Linked DNA regions of Mus musculus: region 2 is linked to region 1. The links are chromatin loops, found by intact Hi-C in ENCODE. Cell type or tissue: heart. All regions are shown on one strand. Each heading gives the region's core, and the rest is flanking DNA. Links, peaks and the distances in the headings are about the cores only.

Region 1 (15,337 bases), core at 2,911-10,910:
TCTTAAGACTTTTAAGATCTCAGGTAAACTGGGTATGGTGATAGAGGCCAGTAATTCTGGCACCCTGAATCAGTAAGTAAAGGGAAATAACTTTTATCATTAAAAAAACCTTGCAAATAGAAAGCATCACCCACTGAAATTAATCAGACCCAGAGTCTACACATGCGGGTGAACAGTTAGAACAGCCATTCTGGAGCTGTGGTGCTCATACCAATCTTATATTTTCACTATCAAATATAGCTTTATGCACTTATCCAACACCAAAACCAAACCATTCGTGACAGAGCTAGGACTAGGGAGTCATTTCCATGTGGACACAGTGTAACTTACAAGACAGAGAACAAGAAACAGTAACTACTGGGGGTGTGGAAGGCCCGAATGCAGAGAGTGGGTCTGATGGGAGTGATGTGTGTGCTGAAGGGGAAATTTCAGCTAACTACGGAAGAGCACACATTTTCCCAACCTTGGATTTGGATTCTTGCAAAGAGACATTTAATTGATAGAAAGCATTCCGTGGGATAGTGAATCTTATGTATTAGTGGTGACCAGGCTTGGGAAATGATGGTTTAATTGAATGAATCCTCTTAAGTTTTCTAGTTTAAAATGCATTCTGTAAATTGGTTAAGAGCCCTAGCTGTTTGCTGAGTTCAGATCCCAGCAACCACATGTCCCAACCCTGTTGTGGGCAGAGACAGGAAGATCTCTGCGGGTGCTGGCTGTCAGCTTAACTCCAGGTTCATTGATCCTCTCCCAGCGGAGTAGCTGGAGAGTGATAGACACTTGATGTCCTCCTCTGGCCTCTGCATACACAGAAGTGGATAAGAAAGTGCACGCCTGCATACATATGTGCGTACAACGCACATATATACCATGCACACACATACACACGAATGAGTGTCTGGCAGTTTGTGTGGGCTTTTTTTTTGGCCAGTTTCATTGTAAACTGGGAAAATATAACTCCATTTACCCACCAAATAAATATAAATGTCTGCGAGGTACTGTATGGAGACAGGGACTGGGGCTTGGAGGGAAGAAAGCACATTCATTTTCTCTCTCCTACTCTCCCTTCCTCTCCTCTATTCTCCTCCCTGCCCCCCCACCTCTCTCTCTCTTGTGTGAGTGTGTGCTGGAGACTGAGCCCAGGCGCTGTTGCCCATGTTACCAGGAAGCTGTACATTATCTCTGCAGAGAGGAGTGATAATGTTAAAAAGCGGGGGATTGTCTTTGAAGGGCGAAAATCTGAAACTACAATCCCAAAGTGAGATTTAGTTCCAACACGAAAGAATTATGGTGTGAAACGCAGCACGTGATTACCCCAGCAGCTGATACGGCCTGACAGCTCCCCCGAAAATGAACTGCAAACGAGGCTGTAATTTAAAGACAGTGGCGCATGACCTCAATGATCGAAACACCAAAAGCCTCTTACAGAGGCACAAATAAATATTTCAGCATGGGCGCTATCTCGTCTCTCCTGCAGCCCTCGACAGTAGGCTAATGGCTGATCGTGTTCACTAATTGTTTACATAACTAATATTCTCTGTGTTTATATTCTCTCCTTGTTATATGTTGATGCTATAGAAAGGAAAGCCAACAATGATTCCTCTCTATAAATTCTGCATGGTAATAAAAGTAATAAGTATACAATCACTAGAGAACATTTGAAGATAAATATTTTAATTTAAAATCTCAAAGCTTCGATATTTCTGTGACAGAGGGTTCACATATCCCTTTGTAAAGTCTTTTAGGAACTCAAAAAGCTTAAACACTACTTGGTCATTACACATTTCCATGAACTAAAAGGTAATGATAATGGTATCTGTTTTATGCTTAGGGAAGAAGATAGAGATGCTGGCTTAGGGAAGAAAGTAAGCAAATGTTTTCTTAAAGAACCTCCCAAGAGCCCTTTTTCCTACATCACTTGTTAACCAGTAACATCTTTGTTTATACGGAAAACAAAGCTATACAAGGTTGCAAATCCATACTTCACCTCAGTTTTGTGGACCCTGTGCCATCTCTGTTACTCTATAACTAATAATCTTAAAGTAGAAAGCTTCAAGCCAAATTGTTTTTACTGGTAGATTCTACCAAACATTTAAAGAGAGGAGAGATACAGTTCCCTGGGATCTTGTCAATAAACCAGAAGCAGAGAGAACACCTGTTAATTTGTTCTACAAAGCCAATATTATCCTAATACCAAGCAGATAAAGACAATGTAAAGAAAGACCTAAAGGCCAGTACATCTTATGAAGATTGACTTTAAACATAACCTCATGGCTAAAATGGTAGCTCTGTGTTGAAGAGAACTTGCTGTTCAGAGGACCTGGGTTCAGTTCCCATCTCCTCACATAGCAGGTCACAACTGCCTATAACTCCAGTTCCAGGGGGATCCGATGCCCTCTTCTGACCACCTCAGGTTCCTGCACACATGTGGTACACATATGCACATGTGTAATAAAATAAGTAATGTTTTAAAGCCCTCAAAATACTAACAAATACTATTCTATAACAATAGTATACAAACCAATTATACACCATGACTAGTAGCATTTGTTCCAGGGACACAGGGCTAATTCAGCACGTGAATATCAATGCAATCTTCCAAATCAGTAGTCAAAAAGAAGAAAAGTCTTACATTTATATTAGTAGTATGCTCAGAAAAAAACTGTATGAGGAAACACCCATTCACAATTACAGAAACAAACAAGAACAACAACAGAATCCATGTAAGCTCTCAGCGAGCCACAGATGTAGGGGACCATGCTTAACTAGATGAAGAACTTCCACCAAGGGGCCAGCAGGACGGCTTAGAGAGAGGGTAAAGGTTGCTGCAAACCTGGACTCGATCGCCTGGGACCCACATGGTAGGAGGAGAGAACCAACACCAGGAACTTCTCCTCTAACCTCACGTGCGCATGTCAGGCACCCCACCCCACCTCCGAGCACAAGTAATAGCATACGATAAATTCCTCCTTAAGGAAGAACACACACCAAATCCCCACAGCTAACATGTGCGTACGGGTAACAGGCTCAGTGTTTGTTCTTTACGATTAGGAACAGGCCCTGCAAGTCTTAGCCAGTGTAATAAGACAAAATAAATAAAAGGTGTCTATATGTTAAGGAAGAAAACTAAACTTCCCTTTGCTTTCAAATGACATTATTTTCTACATGAGAAAATTTCAAAAGATTGACATTCTTACACACACACACATATTTTTAAGAACAAAAAATATAGCAAAGTTTTGGGGCAAAATCCTCATATACAAAGCCAGCCACTTCTGTACCAGCAATGAAGGCTGGGATTTATAAGCTAGAAAAATCATGTAAAAATGAAACCACATAGGTATAGTTAACCAATCTTTGACAAGTATTTTTTAAAAGCCTGTTATGTTAGTCTCTTTAGTTAATCCATAGCTGCATAGTTTAAACAATGGGGGAAATTCACAGACCCCAAAACTGTAGGTTTGAGATAAAGGTGTTGAAGTGGCTGAATTCTGTTACGTGATTAAAAGCTACAGGGTGAGTTAAAATATTTGTAGAACATATACCTGGTAGTGGAGGTCTTTACAAAATATTTAAATAATTCTTAAAACTAAATGATAAAGCTGAGGGGGTGGTGCACACTTTTAATCCTGGCACCGGGGAAGTAGAGGAAGGCGGATCTCTGTGAATTGGAGGCCAGCCCAGTCCACATAGCAAGTTCCAGGAGAGCCAGGGTCCCATCCTATCTCAAAACAAACAAACAAACAAAAACCAACGCAAACCCACACGACAAAAAACCTACCACCACCACCACCAAACAACAGCAACAAAAAACAAAGCTCAACAATAAAAAAAATCATATGATTAATAAATCAACGTCTCCATAAATAAAACATTCAATGTCATCTGTTGTTAATAAATGATAAATTAAAATGTGGGGAATGTAACTTGCCTAACAAGATGGCGGGAGGAAAGTTATCAGTATCAGCTGCTTGGCAAGAATACAGAACAAGGAATTCTTCCTGCTCATATGTAAATGGCGCAGCCATGGAGAAGCTTCTCCCCGGGCCAGAAGAGCCTTACCATACAGTCCAGCAACCGTGTCCTTGGGCTCACTCAAATAAACTGAAATTCTATGTGTACACAAATGCTGGCGTTTAATTATGTATGGAACACCTACATAATCACCCAAACCTGGATGCAAGAAGCTGCCCAGTGAGTAAAGGAATAGACTAACTACGGCGCACTCATGTAAGGGAATTATTTAGGAATAAGAGACAAGCAGTAGTTTGTGTAAGGCAAAAACAGATCTTTAGTACGCCTTACTGACTGAAAGAAGTCCTTCTGGAAAGCCTAGACACTGTGTGATTCCTTCTATAGGACAACTCGGGAGACACACAACCACAGCAACGCAAAAGGGTTAGCGATAGGGCGGACATTGAGTAGGTGAAGCACTGGAGATCTGGGGAGACTGAAAACTGCCCAGTGTGTCGTTGCTGTGGCTACTGTGAAAGCACATGTTTGTAATTACCTCCAGCACTCCACAGCACTGGAGAAATGATGCAGACAGACGAATGTATGACAAACTACAAGAAGCATTTAGGAGGTGGGGGTGGGGGGGGTCCCCCTATGGAAAGCAGAATTTTCTTTAAAAATCTGTTTATATCACAGTGTATGAAACAGCTTTACTGAGAGGGAGGGAGGAGAGAGGGAGGGAGGGGCGGAGAGACAGAGGAAGGGAGGGAGGGAGGGAGGGAGGGAGGGAGGGAGGGAGGGAGGGAGGGAGGGAGGGAAGGGCAGAGAGACAGAGGGAGGGAGGGAGGGAGGGAGGAGAGAGGGAGGGAGGGGCAGAGAGACAGAGGGAGGGAGGGAGGGAGGGAGGGAGGGAGGGAGGCGCTGACCTAGGTAACTTTGGAAATGAGGAAACTCCCTTAGGTGGTAAGCAGAATCAGCTCTTGAACTCAGAGGTCTAGTGGTGGTTCTGATGCTGCGGGAGCAAACAGTTAGGTGAGGGAGCAGAGGGTGGAGACGGGAGCTTACAGCTCCATGCAGCTGTGGCTTAGAGTTCAAGAGACCGCTGTGAATCCATATTTGATTATGTGGATACAGATGGTTATGTGTGGAGATGCTATCGGATGTTTCTATGAGTTCATATAATAAATATTATACATGCGTATATATACACAGACAGATATTTCTGTGCTCTGTTGGCTGAGAGGATTAGAAGGAACAACACCCCAGTAGAACCCAGAGGTGAAGTGTGTCAGGGGGCAGCAGGAGCGGACTGAAACCTTCTCAAAGGCCAGTGCTCGAGGTTTGTAACAGAAGTGTGATATAAACACCCTCGAGTCTCTCCTGATGTAAACAAGTCAGTGAATAATACAAAAAACATCTCTCACATAGAATCCAGAAACCTTTATGTAGCATTCTGCTTTTAGGGAGGTAGCCCAGAACTCACTGCTCCCTAAATGCGGCTGCTGGCTGCACATACAAAGACATTTTGGTGAGCCAAGGGGATCAGGAGAGAAACTGGACAAACACTACATTGGTGGGGTGAGGCAAGTTCCCACTGAGAGTGTGCAGTCAGTGTCAAGCGGTGAAAATGGCCCCTTGCCTCCTCCATCTCTGCCATCCCATAAGCCATAAACCTGGTGTCTCAGGAGGAAGGGACATCGTCAGATCTAAAACCAGGGACAGTCTACAAAGAAGCCATAAGAGCTGACTGACCGACCCTCCTTACAGCTGTCAAAGTTTCCAACTTGTGAAGTTTTTAAACTGTTACAGCCAAGAGGAGCCTCAGGGAGAGACGGGGTGAAGGATGATACCCTATCCAGATTTGATTCTTCTTTCCTGCTAGTGAGTCCTTGACCATGTAGCAGTGTGTGATAATGAATGTACCATCATACTTAATAGGTCAGTAACAGGGGGAACAGGTTGCAGGGTGCATGAAAAAATCTGTACTGGCTTACAGTTTTCCTGTCAATCTAACACTGCCCTGAAAACAGGGTTTATTTTAAAAATGTGTTGGCCAGACATTTTCATTGCCACCCTCTGATATCATGTAATTCCAAGAGACACTGTTCATGTGAAATGTGGGGTGAGCGGTCTCCCTGTGAGCCTCTGCACCTCACATTCACAGAACCTCCCTCGTTGCTGCACTCAGGACGGGGAGGTGGAACTGAATCTGAAGCTACCCCCTTTTTCAGAGAAGTCCGGAAGGGTTTGCATATGCAACATTCTCCGAGGGCTCGTGTGTTTAAGCCCCGGGTCAGCAGCGGGCGGCACTGTTTTGGGATATTGTGGCTGTGGAACTTGGGGAGGACAGATCTACCTGGAGGAAGCCTGTCACTGAGAGGTAAGCCCTGTGACTTATACTCCAGCTCCGTGTCCCTTCCCACCTGTTTCCTGATCCTCCCATGTCTTCGAGCAACCCCGTGGAGGTCAATCAGGTCAGGAAACCTCTCTCCATTAGGCTGTTTGCTGTGGGTGTTTAGTCGCATCAACTGGGAAAATAATGAGTACAACACATAAGGCACAGAGGAAGACAAGGACGGAGTCCAGCAAGGGACAGAGGTCGCACTACTCCTGGCTGTGGTCTCTATGCCTTGCCCTTACACTACAGTGACCTCAGACAGGGAGAGGCACCGCAGCATAACATGAAGGACGTTCCTTGAGTTTAGTGTCCAGCACCAGGAGAGATGACCCTGTGCCCCGGACACGCCTTGAGAGGAGGCCTCAGTGTCTCTCCAGTGCACCGAGAGGGAAGGTCCCGATGACCAACGGGATGCTCCAAGCCCTGACTGCTTGAGCAAGAGCCCAAAGGACAAAACATTTTTGGGTTCTTCTGAAACCTTGGGCACTTAAACTTAGATATGTAAATGAGATATTAAGCCCCCACAGACTGTGAGGCCTCCTCTTAGCATTTGGTTCGTAAATTATGGCCCACCAGAGCTTTAAGCTGTAAAATTGCCCCATCCCGGGCCAAATTAATGGTCTTTTACTTTCTGTTTTTATAAATTATAAACCCCAGATGTGTCAAATTATGTAATGAGAACCATATAAAAAGAAAATTGTATTTTAAAGAATTTAGTAATTTTCCTACTTTACAGGGGTTTCTCTGGGTCTTATCTTAATGGGAGAGAAGAAACATGAACCTTGTATGCTTTCCCCTTTGGTTGCAGTGCCAGGAGAGCATGAATTGTCAGGGAAAATGCTTTTCTTGGGCCGATTTTTTAAATAGAGGAGAGCCAGCTGCTGAGATAAGCCTTGTGCTGTAGCAAGCCTACGCATCCTTGTTTGGTCTTGGATCTTATCTGTCCACAGCAGCAACAGCAGCTTCCTAACAAATGAGGTTCAAAGAGACGAAGCCCGTGTTTGTGCCTCTCATTGGAATGTTTGCCAGGAGCACCACAGATTTCGTCACCATGTCCATCCCTGCTCAAACTCTTTGAACGCTTATCATCTGCCTCCATTTCCTCCTGCCTGGCCCCAGAGCAAGAATCATTTGTAATCATTAGCAGAATGGAATGTGCTGTGTTAAAGTGTCTAATACTTAACATCTCTAAGACAGACTGGAAGGCTAGGGTTAGATCTCAGCTGTATAGTCTTGGCCTTCACTACGTTCAATCACCAGCACTGCCAAAATAAATAAGTAAATAAATAAAAAGACGAGGAACGTCTCTGAGACGACCCTTTAAAAAAAATCAGCTTGGTCTCAGATTGGAATATTTTACACTTATTCCCCTTCAGCTTAGTAATTTCATTGTTTCATAGCTGCTGGGTTTCATCCACAGAGATTGTATAATTAAAAATTAAATTCCAGTGTGATCTTCCATGAAGTTCCATGCAGACTTATACCCCCTACTGAAAACTCTATAAGAACTCGATTAGAAAACAGCAGCTGTCCAGCCTACTCCAGAGCTGACCCAGGAGTTCTGTATTCTCACCAGCTGCCCAGCCTGCTCTAGAGCTGACTCCGGGGTTCTGTAGTCTCACCAGCTGCCCAGTCTGCTCTAGAGTCGATCCCAGGACTTTGCATTCTTGCAGGCTGTCCAGCCTGCTCTAAAGCTGACCTCAGAATTCTGAATTCCTCTGCAGAAATTGGAGATAGTTGTTTATAAAAATAAATTTCAAAAGTCAGTAACTGCACAAGTAACTAGGGGCTGGAGAGGTGTCTTGGTAAAGTGCTTGCTCTGCAAGCGTATGGACAAGATACTTGGGAGGCTCCCGTATCCTCTCCTAGAGTGTATTCCTTCCCACAGTCCTTTGGACTCTACCTGCCCTTATTATTCATTACAACCGATGACATATGTGTCACCCCAAAGTTATAAAATTCAGTCCCACTGAATTTGCTGTGACTTGAGTCTGTATGACTCTGTGACTTCTTCTCCTTGAGTTTAGTGACATCAGAGTTGTTTCTAGGTTCTTGCTGCTGTGACCAATCCTGCAATCAATAGATCTTCACATGTCTCAGGCCACAGGTACAGGAGATCCTTTCAGATCGATTCCTAGGAGAAGAGCTGGGTTGTAGAGGTTTCAGATATATTACATTGGGCTAAAATATCTTCCTAAGTGACTGTCTCACTGATGTTCCCACAGGCAAAGGCCAGGGTGCCTGTGGACCACATCCTCCCAAGACTCCAAATCCTTTTTTGATTTGGTGTCTTCAGTGTAGCGAACATGAAATGGAATCCTGTGGTGGCTTTCCTGTTTATGTCTAATCTATGATCTTCTTGTGCGCTTATGGCTGGTTTGGGTTTCCATTCATTCTGCTTCTAAGTGGAGTGCCTTTGACTCCTCCCTGCGTGCCATGAATTCCAAGTCCCAGATTGTTTGAAACTCCAGGATCTATCCAGTGCCTGGATATTGGGCTGGGTTTCTTCTTCAAAGGAGTTCTTGGTGTGTTCTGTAAACTTCCCTCAGTGCACACATTACCGCGGTCACCTCCGAATTCAGGATTTGCTGTTTTACTTTGTAGAGCCCCCTGTTTTAAAGTAGACACGACATTTTTTTGGCCCCGACCGTTAACGCTTTGGGCTTCCGACCCTGCACATTTAAGACCTTGCTTTGATTTGAAATCTATTCTTGTATATTGTGTAAACAAGGCATCCAATTTCTTCTTTTTCCCATATGGAGAACTGAGCTTCCAGGGCCATTTTGAATACCCTGTCTTTTGCACACACACCCCAAACTCATCTACAAAGGTTTCTTTGTCCTGAGCTATGAGCTCACCCTCTGCCCCTATAACATCCTGCATGTGCTTGCATCTGTTTCTGAGTTCTTCTGTTTACCTCTATGTCAGTTTCTCTATGCCAGTGTGCCAGCGCATCATTTACTATCTAGAACAAAGGGATAATAATCATTTTCAAAGTTAAACTCACAGAGCCTGACACATGTTAAATAATTACCTGTTATTACCTAAGTAAGGTATACATTTTAATGCATAAAGTTTTATAGAAAGTTAGTAAATATTCCTGTTTAAAAAAAAACCACTTTTTGCATTTGATTTTGTGTTGCTGTGGTTGTTTAGAGATATACTAAGAGTACCTATTCAGCCATTATCATATTGGGGTTCAGCAAACAGTGCATTAGTATATGAGACCTGCTGTGCTGAACACTTTGAACTAAAGGATATTGGGAGGTCTCTAAGGTGAAGTCTCTTTAGCCTTCCCCTTCCTCCTGTCCCTACAACCTGCTTCTCCCCTAAGGGAGTCACATACAAAAAAAGTGCATTTCTCTTTCTCTCAAGATGGGTCACAGGAGCTAGGCCTCCACTCATCACCAAGAATAAGCAGTAAATCCTAGCAGGATCCCTTGCTTCATCTGCCCTCAAAGACTATCATCACAGGGTTCTCTCTCCATCCCATGAAGAAGGAGTGGTACCCAGAGAATCCGAGATGTGTCTGAACAAACAATCCTCGCTCCGTCCCTCTTCATCCAGCATCATAGCCTTTGTCCAATCACATTTGACACAGTGACCTAACCTCACTCCACCTAAACAGAAAAGGGTTTCCTGGTTCTTTGGGTCTTCTGTCCTGATGGCTCCTGTGACCCCAGAGAACATGGATAGAAGAGGTTTGTTCACACACCTCTCTCATTAACATAGGTTTGTTTTGTTTTGTTTTGTTTTTTGTTTGTTTTTTTCGAGACAGAGTTTCTTTGTGTAGCCCTGGTTGTCCTGGAACTCACTCTGTAGAACTCAGAAATCCACCTGCCTCTGCCTCCCGAGTGCTGGGATCAAAGGCGTGCGCCACCACGCCCAGCCTAGTTTTTGTTTTGATGGCCAAGAAATGAGGAACCTTCCCAACCCGTGCCTTCCCCAGAAACTTGTGGGAGGAATGATACTACAGATTTGATCTTGCTCCGTTATCTCTAGGAAGGTTTAGGAAGGACGGCTTTGCTTGAATGTTTGTTTTTCAGAGCCAGGTTTTGCAAAAGAGTAATGCTGAAAACAGAAGAAGCGTATTAGAAAATATTCAGTGATGCCTGTCCAGAAGGCCCGCTTTCTACACCGTAATGCACTTGTAATTCTCCCCTGTGGCTTTATCAGAGAAGTCCGTTTATTTGATGGGAGAGAGGGAAGTGCTAAATTCTAACTATTACTGAAAGAAACGTTCCTTGCTCTGTTGGTCTTGGACTTCCACAGAACACTTGGGTCCAGATGTTAAATTGTTTTTTCAGAAGCCTTGTTAGACTGCCAGAGTGCTAGATTTTCCACGGCACTTCCAAATTCTGGTCTATTATCACAACACACAGGAATCTAAAGTTTCAAAGCACAACTTTGGCTCAGAACTGGATCAGCAGCTGCAGAAAATATGTGCAAAGGCCCAGGTTCACGGGTCTGGGATGCAGCGTCCTTGTATGGTAAAACTGTAAGCAAGTTGCCTTTCTACCCACCTAGTCCAAGACGTGGGTCAAATGTTGAGAGTATATGAGATCCTTGATTCTATCAGGACTCATGGGAACTTGATAAGGAACTTTATAAGCTGGCACACGGGTTCTACTATATGAAATTATAGATGAGACCCTCCAGTTTTATTTTTTAATGTTAATATTCATTTTTGGTTTTGGCAGACTCTCACTATGCAGCCCCAGACTGGCCTTGACCTGTCATCAGTCTTCCTACCTCGGCCTCTCAAGGTCTGAGATTGCAAGGGTTACCGTGCCTTGTTTTTGCTTAATCCTCCTTGCAGAGTTTCCACAATGCTGGTTTTATTTTACATTTTACCCTAGTTATATCATGACTCCTCAGACAGGCTAATAAAATAACCTTTCATCGAAACATTGTGTACATAATGTTTGCACTTTCTTGAGATGTTTCATTGTTGCCTAGGAAACTGATAGTGTGCTCTTCCAAGGATGGAGAGAAGGGGGGTTCTCTCAACATGTTGAGGGCAGGAAGAGAGGGTGTAAGGGGAAAAGGACTGAGTTGTAATACCTACAGGACATACACAGAGTTTTTTGCTGAGGAAGTAACCAGACAGAGACAGAGATGATAATAAGAGACCAGCCATCCCGGGAAGATTGTATTGCTCAGAGTGAAGGAATATTATACTCATTGCTTTAGTTTTGCCTTTTTGAAATGGGGTCTCCTGTAGCTAAGGCTGGCTCCAGAGTTGCTTTGTAATCAAGGATGATCTTGAATCCCTGATTCTCCAGTCTCTACTTTCCGCATGCTGAGCTGCAAACCTGGGGTGCCACACCTGGTTGGGGAAAGCATTGTGATTTTTTGGAGGGTCTAATCAGACAAGTAATCAACTCCCCACTGGGTAGAATCCAGTGGCTCCAACAGCAGGCTCTTTCTCTGTTTGTTTGTATCCCATAACAAATAACATTGGAACAGGTAGTGTGGCTTGTGTACTTCGCCCTCAAGGAACCTGTGCTGCCAGACCACGTTGAGTTATGAAGATAGTTCACAGTAAATTATCTACCCAATACCTTAAAACGAAAGCTTACAAATGTTTTAAATTGGCTTTCAAAGATGTATTTAATTCTCAGATATTCCTAGGCAAATGGAGGGCATCATCCTGAGTGAGGTAAACCAATCCCAAAAGAACTCACATGATATGTACTCACTGATAAGTGGATATTAGCCCAGAAACTTAGATTATCCAAGATATAAGATACAATTTGTGAAACTCATGAAACTCAAGAAGAATGAAGACCAAAGTGTGGACACTTTGCCCCTTCTTAGAATTGGGAACAAAACACCCATGGAAGGAGTTACAGAGACAAAATTTGGAGCTGAAACGAAAGACGGACCATCTAGAGACTGCCATATCTGGGGATTCATCCCATAATCAGCCTCCAAACGCTGACACCATTGCATACACTAGCAAGATTTTGCTGAAAGGACCCTGATATAGCTGTCTCTTGTGAGACTATGCCGGGGCCTAGCAAACACAGAAGTGGATACTCACAGTCAGCTATTGGATGGATCACAGGGCCCCCAATGGAGGAGCTAGAGAAAGCACCCAAGGAGCTAAAGGGATCTGCAACCCTATAGGTGGAACAACATTATGAACTAACCAGTACCCCGGAGCTCTTGACTCTAGCTGCATATGTATCAGAAGATGGCCTAGTCGGCCATCAGTGGAAAGAGAGGTCCATTGGCCGTGCAAACTTTATATGCCTCAGTACAGGGGAACGCCAGGGCCAAGAAGTGGGAGTCGGGTGGGAGGGTATGGGGGACTTTTGGGATAGCACAGGGAATATGAATGAAGAAAACAATTTTTAAAAATTAAAAAAAAAAAGATTTAACAGAGCTGAGCATCTGCTGTTTTAGCTTCTGGATCTAGACAGCTGTGCAATGGCTGGTCATTTGCTTAGGTCTAGGGACAAAGAAATAAACGACAAGGCTGGCCTTATAAAACAAGCTCCTAATGAAAGAGTGCACTGCATGCTGCAGAACCAGCAACTCCTCAGGCCACGTTTTGCCAGGCAAAGGAGCATCTTACTCCAGGCAGGTCTCCTGCCTCTCTGCCTGGCAGGGAGTCTTCTTTTGCTTACTCAGCCTTAGATCCTGGTTTGTCTCTTCAGTCTGATTCTAGGCTCCCGACTTCCGTTTTTCCAGACACTTATTTAGTTCAGTCGGTTCATAACAATTTACTGCTATTTCTCAGACTCCCACCCCTATATCAAACTGGTATCATGAAGGATAGTAGCTGAATGCTTTCACATACCCTGGGTGATTTTTATAATAATGTGGTAGAATTCCGTTGCCCATCCCTGGCTTCTAAGGGTCCTTCCCAAGAGACGCTTCGGTGGAACTGTAAAGAGCATCTGTGGATACGCCAAGTTCCCACAAAACCTCTCAGACCATGGATGGGCAACGGAAGCCATTAACAGCTAAACCCTTTTGACAGGGGCTCTGCTCTTCCACGGGCATTTTCTTCCTTCTCACTCTCATCATCAGAGGCCGTGCTCTTTGTTTGCTCCTGTTCCCAAAGTTGCTAGGCCCAGTAGGAAGGGGTCTTTCTAAATGACAGCTTTAGATGCCACTGGAGAAGTGAATGCCACCTGCTTTCGAGCCGAGTCCCTGCTGAGGGATGAGGTAGCCTTCACAGAGGAGGCCATGTTTGACCAAGTCTATGAGCATGTGTAGGAGGCCCACTTGGAAAATGGTGAGGCTGTTTTCATCAGCCTTGGGAAAACAAGGGAAGTATGCAGAATCTCCACTGAGCAGGAAGACGTTTGATGTAACTAGAACTCAAAGCTGAAGGAGAGAAACTGGGAAGAGAGGCTGTGAACACCAGAGTGGAGTGACTGTGGTCTGTCCCATTTAAGGAAAAATAATGAAGGTTATTTGTTTGGGCTGCAGAGTCATCCGATCTTTTGTATTTGGAGATAGATAACTTTCTTGTTGTCGAGAAGATGGAGATGAGCCAGGCTCAAGGATGTAATGAAGGTGTCCTGCCGGCATTTATACCAGTGAAGCCCAAGGGTGATGCAAGTCGGGGCACTTAGCTGTCAGCTCTAGGAGGGCAGGGAGCGAGCATAAGGCTCTCTGCTTCTTCTGTCCGCCTGCCTGCTTATCCAGCGTAACAAGCCCACTTGTTGCTCCCACTGCTAGTGGATACATAGAATTATCAGGATGTAAGTCGATAAAAAATTAAATGCCCTTCATCATCTGCAGAGCAGCCGAAAACAACGCCCTTTTGAGGCAAAATAAGTTTCTTCAGGGCATGCACTTGGCAAGAGCAGGAAAAGTCAGGGTGCCTTTGTCTTACACTGGGGGAGGAGGATTAGGTTTCACACATGATTTCTTTTTAAACTTACAGCTGTTAAAGTTGTGAACAGTATTGAAAGTCCTGCATCTAATACCTTATTTTAAACTAGAACAAAAAAAATCATATTGCAACCTGGTCCTATCTTAGGAGAGCTATGATTTAAGCTAAGCCCGTGTGCCTGGTATTTCAGTTTCTGAAGCTGAATGTGTAAGACTTGCCAGTCAAAAGGAAGCCAGGGGAGGCAGGAGTCGTACGTAAGGAAAGTGGCCGATCTCTTCTAAGTCACATGCAAATAGGATATGGTATATCCTGGTATACTGTCTGTGTATAGACACATATTAAAAACACTCTGTGATGCTGACACAATGTTTATCAATTTTAAATGTGTACATTATGATTTAGGTAACTCATACAAAAATCCCTGAATCAATATTTAAAAACAAAACAAAACAAACAAACAAACAAACAAACCAAAAACCCCTCACAGTCGATTCTTTGAGATTTTTATTTCAAAAAGCCTCCTTTCAGATTTAAATGAAATAGACAACGTTGTTTTTATTGCTTGAAAGCACAGCGGTGCCCTTGAGAAGCGTTCAATTACAGCGACTGTTGTCTAATTAGGTGAAAACAACCATCTAAGAAAGTCTATCATTTGCTGTAAAAGCAAGATGTTTATAATCCAAGCATCTTTCCAGATGCTGGAGAATTGCTGGAAAGCTGGGAGATTAGCTTTCCACCCTGATAGGGGTTTGAAAGAGGTCAGGATGTGTTTTACCGTAGCGTCTAGCAATGTGAGTTTATTCAGACTGCTTGGCAGACATTCCTGCACAGTCAGGCCGAATCAATGAATCAACTATTGTGGGCCAGTCCAGCTCTCAGTCGCTAAGACATTGTTCAAGCGCACTAAGGTTTTAGTCTATGTGGCCTAGAGAAAGGGCAAAATGTATTAAACCTTAAAGGGTCTCATCTTTCTTAAATTAGTAATTAAAACTTTGCCCAGAGATTTCATTGGGAGCAGTGGAAAGTCTACCCACAGCAGGAGGATTTTGCTTGGGAAAAAAAGTACAAGAAAATGGCTTGCCTGTAACACCTCAGGGCAGGGGAAAAACGCACGTGTGTAGAGGAAAATG
Region 2 (15,337 bases), core at 4,307-12,306, 93 kb after region 1:
GGAGACTGGGACTGAGCACCAGCACTCACCTCCCCCTGCTGCCTGGCTTTGGGGGGAGACTAGGACTGAGCACCAGCACTCACCTCCCCCTGCTACCTGGCTTTGGTTACACCTGAGCAGAGCTGTACCTTGCCTTCTGTGCTTTGGTTGAGAGCCAAAACCCAGCCCTTCCTTTCTGTACGTTGCTTTGTCTGCACCCAGGAGAGCAGAAAGAACGGGCTACTTCCCACGTCAGGCCACAGTTAAGGCAGAACCAGTAGACGTACGGAAACCATGATTGTGAGTGCACAGCCCTCTATGAGACGCATCACCATCCCACCAGGGTTCAGGAACAGTGAAGAGGGAGCAGGGAGACTGTGAGGAGGATGGGGACCAGTGCTGTGGGATGCTGCCTTCGGGACACAGAGCTGCGGCTGCCTGTAGGAGCTCAAGCCAGCCAGCTTCCCAGCATAGATGAGGCGAGCTCCTGGGTCCCACGGCTGGCTGAGGAGCCATTGACAGTTGATGGCTGCTCCAGAGTGAAGAGTCATTTTTCTTTGAGAGTGGCCGTTGGGAGGTAGCCCATGATCCAGTGGTTGGCTCCACACTCATGCCCATATGGGTAGCACCAATTGGATTTGGTGGGGTCTATATTTTTTCGAAATAAAGTAAAATTCGAAGAGGAGCGTGTTGGGGAAAAGGTGGAAGAGGGGTGTGGAGATGGATGTAACCAAAACACATTGTATACTACTAGGAAATCCTCAAAGAATGAGTAAAAAATATTATTTATAAAAATACACATCTGGGAGCTGGAGAGATGGCTCCGTGGTTAAGAACACTGACCACTTCCAGAGGTCCTGAGTTCAACTCCCAGCAACCACATGGTGGCTCACAATCTGTAATGGGATATGATGCCCTCTTCTGGTGGTGTGTCTGAAGACAGCTACAGTGTACTCATATATACATGTACATATATACATATACATATATGTGTATATATGTGTGTATATACGTATTACATATCTGAAGTCAGGTGGTGGTGCATGTCCTTAATCCCAGCACTTGGGAGGCAGAGGCAGGCTGATGCCTGAGTTTGAGGCCAGGCTGGTCTGCAGAGTGAATTTCCAGGACTACACAGAGAAACCCTGACTCAAAATATTAAAATAAAACAAAATAAAATAACACACATCCAAGCCAAGTGTGGTGTCACACAGCTTTATTGCCAGCACTTTACAGATGCAGACAGGTCACCGCGAGTAGAACAGCAAAAGTTATGAGATGAGAGCCTGTCTCAAAAACAAGCAAACATGGCACACAGCCGCGGACAGGAGACCTAGCTTCATGGTAGAGAGCTCGCTCGGGTTCTAATCCTCAGTACAGTCATTTATTTAACTAGAGACATGGCTCTCAGAATGTGTTCATTCCAAGCCCAGCTGTGAGAGCCCATGAAATGTGAAGCCATGTTAGCAATTTATAATATTATCCAGTTATACTGGCTGAGCCCTAAAAGGATGGCCAGGATTTGGAGACTGCCATATATTGCTAGGCTTTCAATAAAACTCCTGATGCATGATAAACCAATAAAGAGTTATTTCAGCTACCTAGTAGCAATGAGAAGTGATTGTGCGTTGGGTCCTGTATCTCTTGGTGGAGTCTATAATTACTTGCTTTTAATATTGATTTCATTTTACTGTGTTAAGATGGGTACATACATATCTATCATGGAAAGATCAATTATGAGCAAGCCAAAAATGTGCTTGGAATATTTCCTAACCATCTTTAAATGCCTTCTTTATCTCTTTGCCTCAGTATTTGACCAATTAAGCCTTAAGTTGTTCTGTCCAACCACTCGGCCCAGGATTTTTTTTTTAATGTAATTGCTGTAATACAAAGAAGGCATGAGTAAGAAGCAGAAGAATAGGGCTGCCTTCCAATCCTTTCAATGAGAAAATTCCCAGAAATGTGGGAAACAGCCGGAAATGCCTGCTTAATGTGACTGGCTGTGCATAGAGTGTCAGGCTGAAAGCCAGCGTGTTCCCACTGGTTCCCATTGCTTTGTGGCAACTCCACTCAGGGGAGCCAGGCCAGGCCCTCCAAGAAAGCAGCTTTGAGAGATCCAAGGATGCTGCTGTGGCCCCAGAGATGCCCAGAGCCCCTTTCTCTCTAGGACTGTGTGCCTTCTGGGTTAAGAAGGTGCCTGCGATAAGAGAGGTAGACTCCACCCTCCCCATGCTTGGCACCATGCTTGAATTACAGATTGTCACCTCCAGCAGGCAACACTTAGAATATCCTTGCATCTGTCTATTTGCATACCACCTGACTTGGTCCTTGTGGCTGGCCCCAAGGGGACAGGCACTCTGTGAAGCCTGTTGAGTTGGTCCAGACATCAATAGCTTCCAGACCCAATTATCACCATTCTGATTTGGTTACTCAAAGTAGAATAATAATTCCACTGACAAAAGTCAGAGACAACATTTGGAATGTAGCCTGCCTCTGAAATCTTCCCCACCCCCACCCCCCACAGGCTGGATAGCGTGGCACTTAGGTGGACTTTTCCCAGTTGAACCTGAGGCCTCTGGGGATACAGAGGAAGCTGCTCCAGGAGGAATTTGCTGACGCACAGAGAGAGTTTAGGTGCTTTCTGCTTCCGTTTTGGTGCTGGGTGCTATGACAAGCAGGAAGTTCAGTCCTTACTGCTACACAGACATTTTACCAAGAACTCTGGAACAAAGCCACTTCCTCCATCCTTCTTAAGAAAAGGAAAATCCTGGAAGTCAGCCCAGCAGTCACATTCTTGGGATGCTTAGGATCATGTTCATCTTTCCCCAAGACTGAGTGTCCAAGAAGGGAAGAGAAAGCCTGTCGGTTACTGTCACCTCTGCTTGTTCTCCGGGAGCCTGGGCCCTTTGAAGTGTTATCCTGCCAGGGTGCCCAGTGTCAGTTCATCCTTTTGGTAACACACATGCACACACCATTGCCACACAAATGCACACACATACATACACACATACACACTCACGCATCTATATGAATACACAGACACACACACACACAGAAATGCACACATATAAGAACACACCATGAAGAGTTGTGATCCCTGCACCATTCACCCGCCTCTAAACAGCAAATTCACTGTATCGTGTGTGTGTGTGTGTGTGTGTGTGTGTGTGTGTGTGTGTGTGTGTCCTGGACGCAGCTATAAGTGAATGGCAAACCATCTCACCAGTCAATAACAGCACACAGGCAATGCAAATGAACCCTTTGGACAGGAAAGGGGAGCCTGGTCCTCAGCTAACATGGCAGACATACTGCAAGTCCAAAATAATCAACCCCCTGTGTCTCTTCTATGAAAAAGAAGGGTTGCTTGTCTATTATCTACAGTTACTGTTTTAAAATCATTTAGGGAGAGAGGGAGAGAGAGAGAGAGAGAGAGAGAGAGAGAGAGAGAGAGAGAGAGAGAGAGAGAGAGAGAGAGAGACCCAGATATATGAAGCTTTTGGTTTTTGAGTGGGACAGCACTGTTCACAGCTCCATGTGTGTATATCCAGTTCATTATTAAAAGTCATTTCTTACAGCATGGTTTATAATTTGCCACAAAATGATAACAAGGAGGCCAGGATGATAACAAGGAGGCTAAATTAATTGGAAGGGTCCTCCTGAGGTAGTACTGGTAATCTGTTAAGGCATTTGTTTTAAGAGAAACCCTCAGTAGAATTTATCAGTAAATTGCTTCATATATCTTCAGCATTAAATTATTCCCCCATTAAGAAAATTATAATTCTTTTTCTTCCCAGTAATGAAAGAAAAAATGAAACTATCTTCAAACTATTCCAGCTTGGCTGCCAGCCCTTATGTCTGTAATTTCTGGAATGCCCCCTCAGATGCTCTAATGAATACAGCTCAGGAAAAGGTGATTAAGAAAAGAGTGAGGAAAAGCAGAGATTAGAATTTCAAACAAATGCCATCATCAACTGAAGAAAACTCAAGTACGGCCAAAGAAGGAGAGGACCAATCCCTGGAGGAAGTTGATGGGGAGAGGGGAAGGAAGTCTGGTCTCTTATTGGCACTTTCTCAACTCCGGTACCTTGGAGACTTAGTGTGTTCCCTCGATGGTAAACAAGGAGTGGGCAGTGATGATGGTCCTTCTGCCCGGTTGTCACCCTTGGGCACATGTGAGTCAGATTGACAGGTGGGAGATCTGCCCTCCCGCTCAAGTGGAGAGGAAATCCTAGTGAGAACTCAGCTATGTGGTCTAGCCACGAAACTTCTTACTGTGAGTCTTGTGTTTTCTTTCTCTGTGAATAGAGAATGCACTGAGTCACCTATTTACCTAGACTTAAGCTGCAAACCCAACCAGCTGTTGTCTGGTATTCAATAATGGTGGAAGAACCCTGCCTCAATGTCCTGGGACCAAAACCTACTCATGCTCCTCCCTAGTGCTTGGGGAATTAAGACAATGAGCATAACGGGTTTTGTTTATGTGTATATAGGCTTGAATGGGAGCGGTGGCCATCACATACTATGTTTTGAGGGTCTCTTTGCAGCCTTCAGTCACTGGGCCTCTCTCTAGTAATCCTTGGTGCTGTCTCAGCTGTGAAGGTTAAGAAAGAGTAAAGTGAGCTGAATAAGAGAGATCTTTTTTAGTAGGGCAGAATTGGTTTAAATCTCAAAATGGATCAAAGACCTCAACATAAGGCCTGCAACTTTGTAACTGCTAGAAGAAATCATGGAGACACTTCAAATACAGACTCAGGCTAAGGAAGCTTATTGGCTCATTAAAAAATAGAAAGACATGAAAGTAGAAGGCAGACTAGTTGGGAAGAGAAAGGAGATCAGGAGTGGAAAGAGCAAGAGAACTGGAGAGAGGTAAATACAACCAAAACATATTATGCACATGTCTAGAAATGCTGAAATGAAACCCATTATTGTATATTACTGTGTGCTAATAACACATTAAAATGGAAAACTTGAGATTTGATAAGTATCAAATGTGTATCCTGGCACCCTATTCTACTTGTACTGTAGTATAACTACCTACTTTCAACTGTGATCTCTTGGAAATTTGGGCCTTGACTTTGATGTACATAGAAGATCAGATTGTATGTGCTTGTTCATGCTCACAGGCATCTCTTACTGACCATTCTGATGGCTGTAATGATCTGTCTTTCCTAAGACCAGGGCAGCCTTGTTTTCTCAGCCAAGAATATTCTCAAACTTCCAGCCAGATTTCTGCACCTGGCTGTTTTATGCGCTGCTGGCATGTCTTAGGAGCATAAGCCAGAATACAGATACGTTTTAAGCCTTAAAAACAGAGACAAATACAAACTTTAAGAGAACGAGAACACTCATAAGATCCCTGCTAGGTCAGGTTTCCTTCTTTTGGTTCTGAGTGACTAGAGGTGACGTCAGGAGCCTGAGCTGCAAAGCAGTCTAAGGTGGTCTTTACAGGTCTGTGTCCCACCCTACCGCCTTCCTCCCTGTGAGTGTGGGAGCCTCCACTTCAGCCTGCTTTGTTTGTTTTTTAATAGATCATGCAACAGATGAGTGACCATCGTTATGACAAGCTCACTGTACCCGACGACATGGCCGCCAACTGCATATATCTAAATATCCCCAGCAAAGGGCATGTCTTGCTGCACCGAACCCCAGAAGAGTACCCAGAAAGCGCAAAGGTAAAAATACCATCTGTCCTGCAGCGAGCCTCTCTGGGGACCTTCTCATGATGGAATGGCAAAAAGGGACATCCTTCTGCTGTACAAATCAAAACACTGACAGCAGAAAGGACTGCTGATAGCAAGGGAACCATGAATTGACTTTTTCTCTCTCATGCAGTTGGTCAGTCATTTGCACACAGTGACTGGGATGGTTCTGCCTGCTAGTTGGGGTTTCTCACACAAGAACTCCAAGGGCTGTGGGGGTAGCTAAGTGTCAGAATGCTGGCTTACCAAGCACAAAACCTCAAGCGGAGTCTCCAGCACTGAGCACAAGCAGGGTGTAATCGCACACACCTCTCTCTCTCTCTCTCTCTCTCTCTCTCTCTCTCTCTCTCTCTCTCTCTCTCCCTCTCTCTCCCTCTCTCTCTCTCTCTCTCTCTCTCTCTCTCTCCCTCTCTCTCCCTCTCTCTCTTTCTCTCTCTCTCTCTCTCTCTCTCTCTTAAGAGGCAGAGGTTTAGAAATCCAAGCCTGACCTCAGCTATACAGAGTTCAAGGTCAACCTGGGCTACACAAGACTCTGTCTCCAAAAACTAAAAATGAAAAAAGAACTCCTCCCAGCTCTTAGTGGGTATCCTTGATGAGCTATCATGGGTGCAGCTGACAGAGAGAGAGACAGAGAGACAGAGACAGAGACAGAGAGAGAGAGAGGACATGCCAATCCATGTGGAAGCCTGAAGACGATATTGGATCTTTCCTCAGGTACCACCCACTTTTTAGGGTTTTTTTGAGGCAGGGTCTCTCCCAGGCTTAGAATTTACCAGGTGTGCTAGGCTGAGTCACCCACAACCCCAGGGATCAGGGCACAAGTCTCCACTGCCCCAGTGCTTATGGTCACAAGTAGATGTCACCACACCCAGCTTTTTCTACATGGGCTCTTGGCCAAGAGCTCGGGTCCCTCTGCCCACAAAGCAGTCACTTTCCTCCTCAAATCCTTTCTCCCACCCTCGCTGTGCTTTGTACGCAGGCTGTGCTGTATTAGACAAGGTTTATTCTCTAACCTGGCTGCTCTGTTAGTACGGGGAAAGGGAGTTGGGTGGATGCAGAGGTAATCTTGTTCACTTACCATAGTAGAGGTGTGAACCTGAGGGAAATGTAGGGCTCCCAATCCTAGACAAAAGACCACAGTAGCTCCTAGATGAGCGGTGAGTGTATCGCACCCTCTTCTGTGCCAGGGTTGTTAACGATGCAAGCTCCTGGGCCCCAGCCTAGACTCTACAATATGAACAAGCTGCAAGTCCACAGACCCCACTTTGAGGACTTCATGCCACTTCAGCCTCATTGATCACCTAGCAACAGAATATCATTAACTGCCTCTCAGTTCAGCCCTGTGTCCATCAGCGGGAGAATAACATCAGTAACGCCCTTGTTCGCCAAGGGTCTTTCTGGGCAGACACTGAGCCGAGCATTTCCTAAGCATTATCTTTGGTGCCTGTAGCAGCCCTAGCAGTGAATGAGCTCAGAAGGAACGTCACTTCACTGAAATGGCCGTAGTAAGTTGATTGGCCTAGATTCAGAGCCCAGTTCGCTCCTGCACCCCAACCAGTGTGCTGAGTTTTAAGGAACGCAGTGTTTCTGAAAGCTGAAAGAATCCGGCCGGGTTGTTTTTAAGCAGCATTTTCAAGTAATTTTGTTTTTTAAAGTGTGTTTTTGATCACAGGGGGGGAAAAAAATCTGTGGACAGTTAATTGGATGCTTTGACACATGCTTTCCATTACAGTTGAAAGATGCTACAAAATTCACACCTATAATTTAAACACAGTGTGACCGGCAGCACGCACTTAACTTACATTTGTCTCGTTTTTCTAGTAGAGTTGGTCAGGAAAGGAACGTGAGAGTGTAGTTAGGAGTGTGTCGAAGGGAAGGGTGGGATGTTCAGACAGGCACACAGCCATGGGGTCTGATTAGCACTGGATTCAAGGACAATGGCAGACAACTCCGCAACAGTCACATTGGAGACTATCCTTCATTTGGAAGTTTAAAAAGCACAGAACAAGGGGTCAAGCACATGTGGCCAGCTCTGGGGTGGGTTTGTGAACGTGTGTATTTTGGGCCTAAATGACTAAAAAGCATGGATACATGAGCTGAATTAATTCTCTGACCCCAAGGATGATGGAATAGGCCAGGATGTAACGCCCTCTCTCCTCTTCCTTCTTGACTCCCACTGTCTCACAGGTCTATGAGAAACTCAAGGACCATCTACTGATCCCTGTGAGCAACTCGGAGATGGAAAAGGTGGACGGCTTGCTCACCTGCTGCTCCGTTTTTATTAACAAGAAGATAGACTCCTGAGCCAGAGAGTCCCTTCCCTGTGGCCAGCAAGTGGCCGAGGCCAGGCTGATGGCTCTGTACCTATTCCTCCTTTTTCCTTTGACAATCTACTGGGCCACTGTGCTACTAACTCTTGTTTACAAAAAAAGAAAAGAAAAACTAATTCCAATTTTAATCACCTCATTCCCCACACCCTCCTTTTCCTCACGGTGGTACCTAACCTGTGCATTCGCTAAAAGAATTAAGCAACCTAGGAAATACAGAACTAACGAATCATTGGAATGCAATTGATAGCGTGGAAGCCCCTCACTTCAGTGTTTGTGTCCTTAATGTGGGAATGATTTAGCTGCAGGGCATTCTGAAGACTGTCTTCCCGGCCAGCCAGATAAGCAAGGGACTTTCTCTGTATCATGAATCAAGCTTGGCTCCTGTGAAATTCCCTAGAACGTGGATTTTTTTTCCCATTCCCCTCTCTTCTCGCCCCTAAAAACCTTTCTTCTGGGTCTTTCTGTGGTCTTCTCCGCTTCTTTCGTAATCGCCTTGACCTTGGATTTACCCAAGCTCTTGCGTTCTGGATGTCATCCCGAAGGTCCAACCTGTGTGCACTCCTCTCTCTCTGCCTTACAGCCACCTCTCCACCACCAGCAGCAAGTCAGAGTGGCTGGTCGGGGAACAGGAACCTCACAGAGGCACACCCTGACAGGCTTTCCCATTGCCACACCTAGGAAGGTAAATCCAGCCTCAGGTGGTTGATGCAGGATGTTAGATACAGATGCCTAGAAACACCCCATGGGTACATCTTAGAGAGACTGAGTCACATGCCATGAGTTTGCCTCATGACTAGTCCTGTAGTATGGAGGGAAGTCTTTCTCCACTCCACCACCTCCGCCTTTCTGAGCTTCCTTCTGACTCGCCTTGTATCTACCCCCTTAGAATCATCATGATCTTGAGAAAGTCATTTCCTTCAAAAGAGGCAGAGCATGTACAATGATTGCTGATGGTCCGGGGAGAGCCAGAGGGGGCTGCCTCCACCCAGGCCTGGGAGCGCAGTCAGGAAATGGTTCCTAAGGTCAGCCTCAAACAATGTCTGAGTCTCCTGTGAAATATCCATGATTGTTTACTGTGGAATTCAAGTGAAACTTCAAATTACACAATGCTCAGCTGGCACAGGTCGCTCACAGAGAGCCATGCATGCCACAGCAAAGAAGGAGAGCATTCCTTTTTTTTTTTTTTTTCTTAAAAGCTGAAACAGAGCAGGGACATGGTGCTTTACAATGCACAGTGACCCAGCCAGGCATGTCATCAAAGTTCTGGTCACTTCTACCTTTGCTGTACAGTCTGCAGTTTGTCATTCAGTATTTAAAGTTCAGGAGACAAAGACTAAGTCAGATCTATCTCTCCTTTGTGATCAGTGTTTCTCATAATGAAGACAAGAGAGGCTGGTCTCCATTGCATTCCCCCCAGTGGATAGAAGTGAGACAATCAGGGCATCCTTCATCACTCTTCTCATATTTGGCAATCTCTCTGAAGACATCTCCATCTCTTCCTTGCTTCTCTAACTTTAGACTCATAGCACATGCAAATATCTAACTCTGTGCACCCTGCGAATGAACCATATCCTGATCACTGTCATATTTCACAACATATCATGAGTGAATAATTATGTTTTTTCCAGGGTAAATGAATGTGAGCCAGTTGCCTAAATTAATAAAGAAAACTTGTTCTCAGCAATTATGGTTGCCTTTGGGGGTTAAATTTGACCATATACTAGTAAAAACAATTTCTCCTTGAGAGAGGTGACCATCTCAAAATCCACCACAGGAAAAACAGCCCACTGTATATGTACCAGCATGCAACTGTCACTGACGTCCTTTCTCTCATCCTGTTACGTGCAGTCAGTTACGAGTGAGTAGATTTTCCATGGCAACGGTTTCTTCTACCAGAGGTGGTTTTCCAGTTCCCGTTTCCTTTGCGCTCCTCTTTCCTTGTTTGTCCTGAGAAATTGACTAGAGTTGCTGCCTCTTCCCCATCTTACTCTGCTCTTCAGACCCCCTGTGTGATTCAGAGATGTGAACACGCAAAATACACGCAGCATTGCCCCTTCGATGTTCTCATCACATAACGTTACCTCTAAAAGGGAAAATCATTGCCCCAGTTCCCCTCTCGTCCGTTGTGTCTCACAAAGATGGGAAGACCAACAAAAATGCTTCTTGATATTACAACAATGTGAGGAGTTACATTTAACTAAGTCTATAGCTTGGGTAAGAAGGATCAGGTCAGTATGAGTTGGTTTAGTGAAGAGATGAGCTAGAAGGATTGCATAGTTAGCACTATGTCTTTAACTGGTGGGTTGCTGTACCAATTGGTTGCAGATCTCCACAGCGTGTTCATTGCACTAAAATGCTACTAGGAACCAAACACTAAGGCCGTCATCTCTATATCTCTAAGAAGGGAAGTTAGGCCAGGCTGTAGTCTCACAGTGTGGCCTGTGTAGGGTTGCATGCTACTCTCTAAGACATTCAGACATAGTTTCTGTGCGGTGTTAGGTTTGTGCTTTTTTTTTTCTATCTTCTTGCCTGCCATCTTCCAGCCAATGTGTGGTTATCCAGTCTGTGTGCCAAAGTCAGCCATATCTCCCACGACCTGTTAGTCCAGAGGAGTTCTGCACCGACGCTAGTTGCCAGCTGCCTGCTCCTAATGTACACCAGTCAAGACAGAATAAAATGTGAGTTGTACCGTGCCCAGTAGTGTCTGTCTCGTTTCTTCTTTTACCATGTTGCCCAGTTGGCACGTTATGGCATTCCATTCAGCTAAGCGGAATGACTTTTCTTCCTTTGTTCCTGATGGGAAGTAGTAAGGGAGACGGAGGGGAGGAGGGGAGAGGGCAGAGGACAAAGGGGAGGCAGGGAGAGGACAGAGGAGTGTGCGTACACGATACACTTACAGGAAAACGTCTGTGAAACCCATCTCTACGTACAGTGAATAAACAGCAGCAAAACTGCTTTGAAATGAGGGTTTTTTTTAATTTGTTTTACAGTAAGAACTTTAAAGGAAATCTGAAGGTTATTCTTTATGAGGTTTTTGTATCCCAGTAGCTTTTTGTAATCTGAAAGAGCCGTGTTTTATTAAAAAGGCAATAACTCTTCACTGTGAAAATAAAACCCAAGCAATACAAAAATACTATCTAAAGCATCAAGATGGGGTTATCAGAATAGCTCAGCAGCTAAAGGTCCTTACCACAGAAGCCTTGCAACCAGAAGTCAACCCCCAGGATCTCACAAGCTGTCCTGTGATGTTCACACCTGCAAGGTGGCCTGCGCACACCTATTCATGTACCTCATACACACACAGTGCTAATAATAAAATGTATTTCAATTTTTACTTCAAGAAAAATTACGCAAAATCTCATCCCCCGTAGATAACTACTCTTAACATTTCAGAAAATACCACACATTTATGAATAGATATTGAATAATTCGACATCGTTATAATATTCTAGAGTCTACTTTCTTTGTTCAAAAATGAATTAGAGGCATCTTTCCACCTCAGCAAAGACAGGTGTACATCACCAGCTGTAACAGCCCCTAGTCTTCCACAATACACCTACAGAATGGCCCTTCCTAAATCCCACGATGACATCACCCACATGTGTTATGTTCACATTGCCCTTAGGGATCCTCAGACTGTCGAAATGCGCCACTTAGAGGCTTCCACACAGCCCCACAGTTAGTTCAGTCCTGTCATAGTAACAGGATGCTACACCGTAGTGCTCCCCAGATGGGCAGAGCAGTCCTCCAGCTCCTTGGGGAGGTTGAGGGGTCAAGCAAGTGGATACCCATACCTTCTCAGTTGATGTAGCTAACGAATTCTCTACTATTGGTTGCCATGACATTGACAATAGAGCTAATAACTGTTCAATGCCAAGGGACACTCTGCAAACTTGCTCTTGACCCAACAGGAAATGAAACCTTCCCACTGAGTGCCAGGGTCTGCAGCTCCTCGCCCAGGGAAAAGGGGTCCTCTCTACGGGAACCCTGCATGGCAAGGTTCCTTGGCTGATCTTGCCTGACGCTTTCCAAGTGAACAGATACCTTCTCATGACAATGACGCTTTCCAAGTGAACAGATACCTTCTCGTGACAAGCTACGTTGTCTAGCAATGGGGCCGCTAAGAGAACACTGGCTAAGAGTAAGTTTAGACAAGAGACCACATATTTAACAGGAACCCAACCTTGCCAAGGCCCTGAGCCACAGCCCCTGTCTTCTGAGAACTGGCTGCTTGGGAGGGGCAGGGAAGTAAGACCTCGAGTGTGCATATATTTGGACTGAACAGTGAGCAACACAGAACCGTTAAAGAACAAGAGGTTGGTGCGGTGTCTGGACTGGGTGTTTCCAGGTCTCACTCAGAAAATGATGATGTGCATACAAGTAGCAAAGCATCAGAGGGTTTTATCCAGAAGCAAAACAAAAGTCCAGGCTAGATTCATTGCCAGAGAACAGTGGGACATCTGAGCTGGAGTGACAAAGGACACTGGGTCACTGTCTGGGACTGTCCAAGAGGAAGAGGCCTTGGTGGCTAAGGAACAAGGCATGACGACTTCAAGTTTGGACTGGCAGGTTTGGGTTACATAAGGATTTGTTTGCTGTGCATGTCTTTTCCCATAATGCATCTGACTTTAATCATATGCACTACTAATTGCGTATAGGTATAAAATAGTCAGTGGTGCTTCTCCTCAAAAATTTGCTCAGAGGAAACGGTCCCCCTTACTGAGTATACCCAATACTAGTCCAGTCTGGATGTGTCGATTTCTCTTAATTTCAGAATACATTTCAGGACAGTCACAGAAGAGGAATTACCAAGAGGGTGTTCAGGGGACCAAGCTATTGCATTGCTTACAGTAAGGCTTACACACAGTTCTGTAAGTCGGGGGTCCCAGGTTTCTAGGTGACTTGTAAAGAAGCAGTGGGAGTGTGCAACATACGCTGAGTGAGGTCCTGGACTGATAAGCTATTGCTACCCTTGCTTTCCTTGCCACTGTGCTTCTTAGGCTGAGGGACCCAGAAGAATCTCAAGAGAGCCAAGGTCTACTCTGGCTTCAGCTGGTTGGCATGGGCGTCGCCCCAGGCTGAATGAGCATCGTGAACAGAAGCACGGCAGGAACATAGGATGTGCACTCCGAAACCAGGTGTTCCTTACACATGGTACTGGTACCATGCTCTTGGGAAATGAGAGTCACATCCCCTGCCTTCCTGGAGATGGCATGCAGCAAAAGACAAGGAAGACAGACACTAGAGCCACAAGAATGATGGCGTTGTGGAAGGATGCTTAGGGACTGGAGAAACGGCTCAGCAGTTAAGAGCATTGGTTATTCTTCCATAGAACCAGGGCTCAATTCCCAGCATCCACCTGGTGGCTCAGTGTCCTTTAACCCCAGTCCCAGTGGGTCTTATGCTCTCTTTCGGCCTCTGCAGGCACTGTGTGCACATGATGCACAGACATACACATGGTTCACGACTTATACACTAGCAAAACACCCATACACACGCAACATGGAAACACGCTGAGGGAAGGGGCATGCAGAACAAACATTGAGTGGGGTCACGCAAGTGGATCTGTTTGGCTGACACTGATAAGCAGAAGAGCACAGCAAGACCGTGCAAGCTGGAATGCCAAGAGCCCTGCATGCGGGGGTGAAGTTCTCAGACAGCATTTGTCAGTCTGTTAGGGTTCCCCAAGGACATTTGCTTTGAGCCATACCATGATAGTGAGGCTTGACCTGGCATCATTGTAAGGGGCGGCTGGAAACTGAAAAACATTGGCGTTTCTCTCTGTTTGATTTCCCCAAGTTCCGTTCATTCTACTCACCTTCTGAGTGGAGCCTGACAGCCAGGCAATCAACTCTTCCTCTATTTGCCCCGCCCCCCCCCCAAAAAAATAAAAATAAAAAAGATTACTAACATCTGCCTCTCAACTCCAAAGGGACATTTTCAGCACAAATGAGATAAAGGAGCTGGGAGAGTCTTTGGAAAGAAGGAATAATGTAAATATCATTAGCATCATCATTATCCTCATTAACTCCTATCACCGTATGCTTGGATCCTTTCAAAACATCAACTTCTATTTGAAACATCAATCAACCACTCCAGAAATAACTGGGGATTTTCATCACTGATTGCCACCGTGGCCTGGCAGCTTCCACCGTGAGTTTACAGGTGTCCTCGGCGTGTGATGGAGCTGCTCCATCCACCTATCCCGTTAGAAAAGTTGGAATGTTCCTATCTTCTTCCCTCCCCAAACACTTATTTCTAGTGTAGTGGGAGCTGGGTTACTTTTAGCACATGGTATCTGGGGTTATCGGCCGTTAGAGACCATTGAGCTGCCAAATATGCTACTGCCACTATAAATAAACACAGTAGACTCATGGGACCATGCCAGCGAGACACTCGGGAGAGCGCTGCCTGGGCTGACTTGTGACATGGCCTGCAGGCCATGGCATTGCTAGGTGTTGGAAAGCCCCTCTATTTATGCACAGAGGCTTCGGTTGCTTTATTTTGAGTGAGGACAAAGCTTCAACGTGTTAAAATGGTGCCACAAAGGCAGTTCGCTTTTTCCCTAGCCCGGTCTTTTTTTTTTCTTAATTTGAGATAAAGTACATAAATGTAAATGGCCTATTGAAACTTGGCATTTTGAAGTACATATAAATTATAAAATAATTGCATAATTATAGTTGACATTTTTGTGTGTAGAATGTTAAAAATTGTTCATTTATTTCAAGATTTTAAGCCGGGCAGTAGTGGCACACGCCTTTAATCCTAGCACTTGGGAGGCAGAGGCAGGTGAATTTCTGAGTTGGAGGCTAGCCTGGTCTACAAAGTGAGTTCCAGGACAGCCAGGGCTGTACAGAGAATCCCTGTCTTAAAAAACCAAAAAAAAAAAAAAAAGATTTTAAGTATGCAGTGCAGTGCTGTTGACTGTGCTCCTATGTCTGCTGTTAGCTGTGCTCCTCCTATGTCTGCTGTTAGCTGTGCTCCTCCTATGTCTGCTGTTAGCTGTGCTCCTCCTATGTCTGCTGATAGCTGTGCTCCTCCTATGTCTGCTGTTAGCTGTGCTCCTATGTCTGCTGTTAGCTGTGCTCCTATGTCTGCTGTTAGCTGTGCTCCTCCTATGTCTGCTGTTAGCTGTGCTCCTCCTATGTCTGATGTTGGCTGTCACCCTTTGGCTGATGTTAGTTTTGACCCTATGGCTATATATTAAGCCTCTAGAACTCAATCATCACATGTATCTGAACTTTGTACCTCTTAACCCACATCCTCAACTGGTCCATTAACCATTTCTCTTGAAACATAAAGTTATGTACCTCTACATGGACAAAGAAG

Evidence for each region. Hi-C counts contacts between places; a loop is a spot of excess contacts. Peaks named below come from ENCODE experiments on the same cell type or tissue, not always from the same donor. Only the 100,000 strongest peaks of a DNase experiment are listed, where the experiment ranks them.
Region 2: a loop joins it to region 1, with 2.3 times the contacts of the local background. A loop is called at or near these places in 3 of 42 quality-filtered maps.

What each region holds. Positions count from the first base shown.
Region 1 is chr3:145,791,602-145,806,938 of GRCm38, forward strand. The region is part of intron 1 of Ddah1 (dimethylarginine dimethylaminohydrolase 1); the gene reads left to right. Among named protein-coding and RNA genes, the nearest start is that of Ddah1, 41 kb to the left of the region's middle. In heart, for the core only: no CTCF peak of the experiment used is centred there; DNase peaks (open chromatin) are centred at 7,420 and 10,740; H3K4me3 peaks cover 617 bases; H3K27ac peaks cover 3,790 bases.
Region 2 is chr3:145,883,577-145,898,913 of GRCm38, forward strand. Ddah1 (dimethylarginine dimethylaminohydrolase 1) reads left to right here. Exons shown (of 6, transcript NM_026993.3): 5 at 5,508-5,651; 6 at 7,866-10,701. The coding sequence ends at 7,982. Gm35187 (a long non-coding RNA gene) reads right to left here and starts at 7,103. Exons shown (of 3, transcript XR_003954575.1): 1 at 6,757-7,103. In heart, for the core only: no CTCF peak of the experiment used is centred there; no DNase peak of the experiment used is centred there; H3K27ac peaks cover 1,649 bases.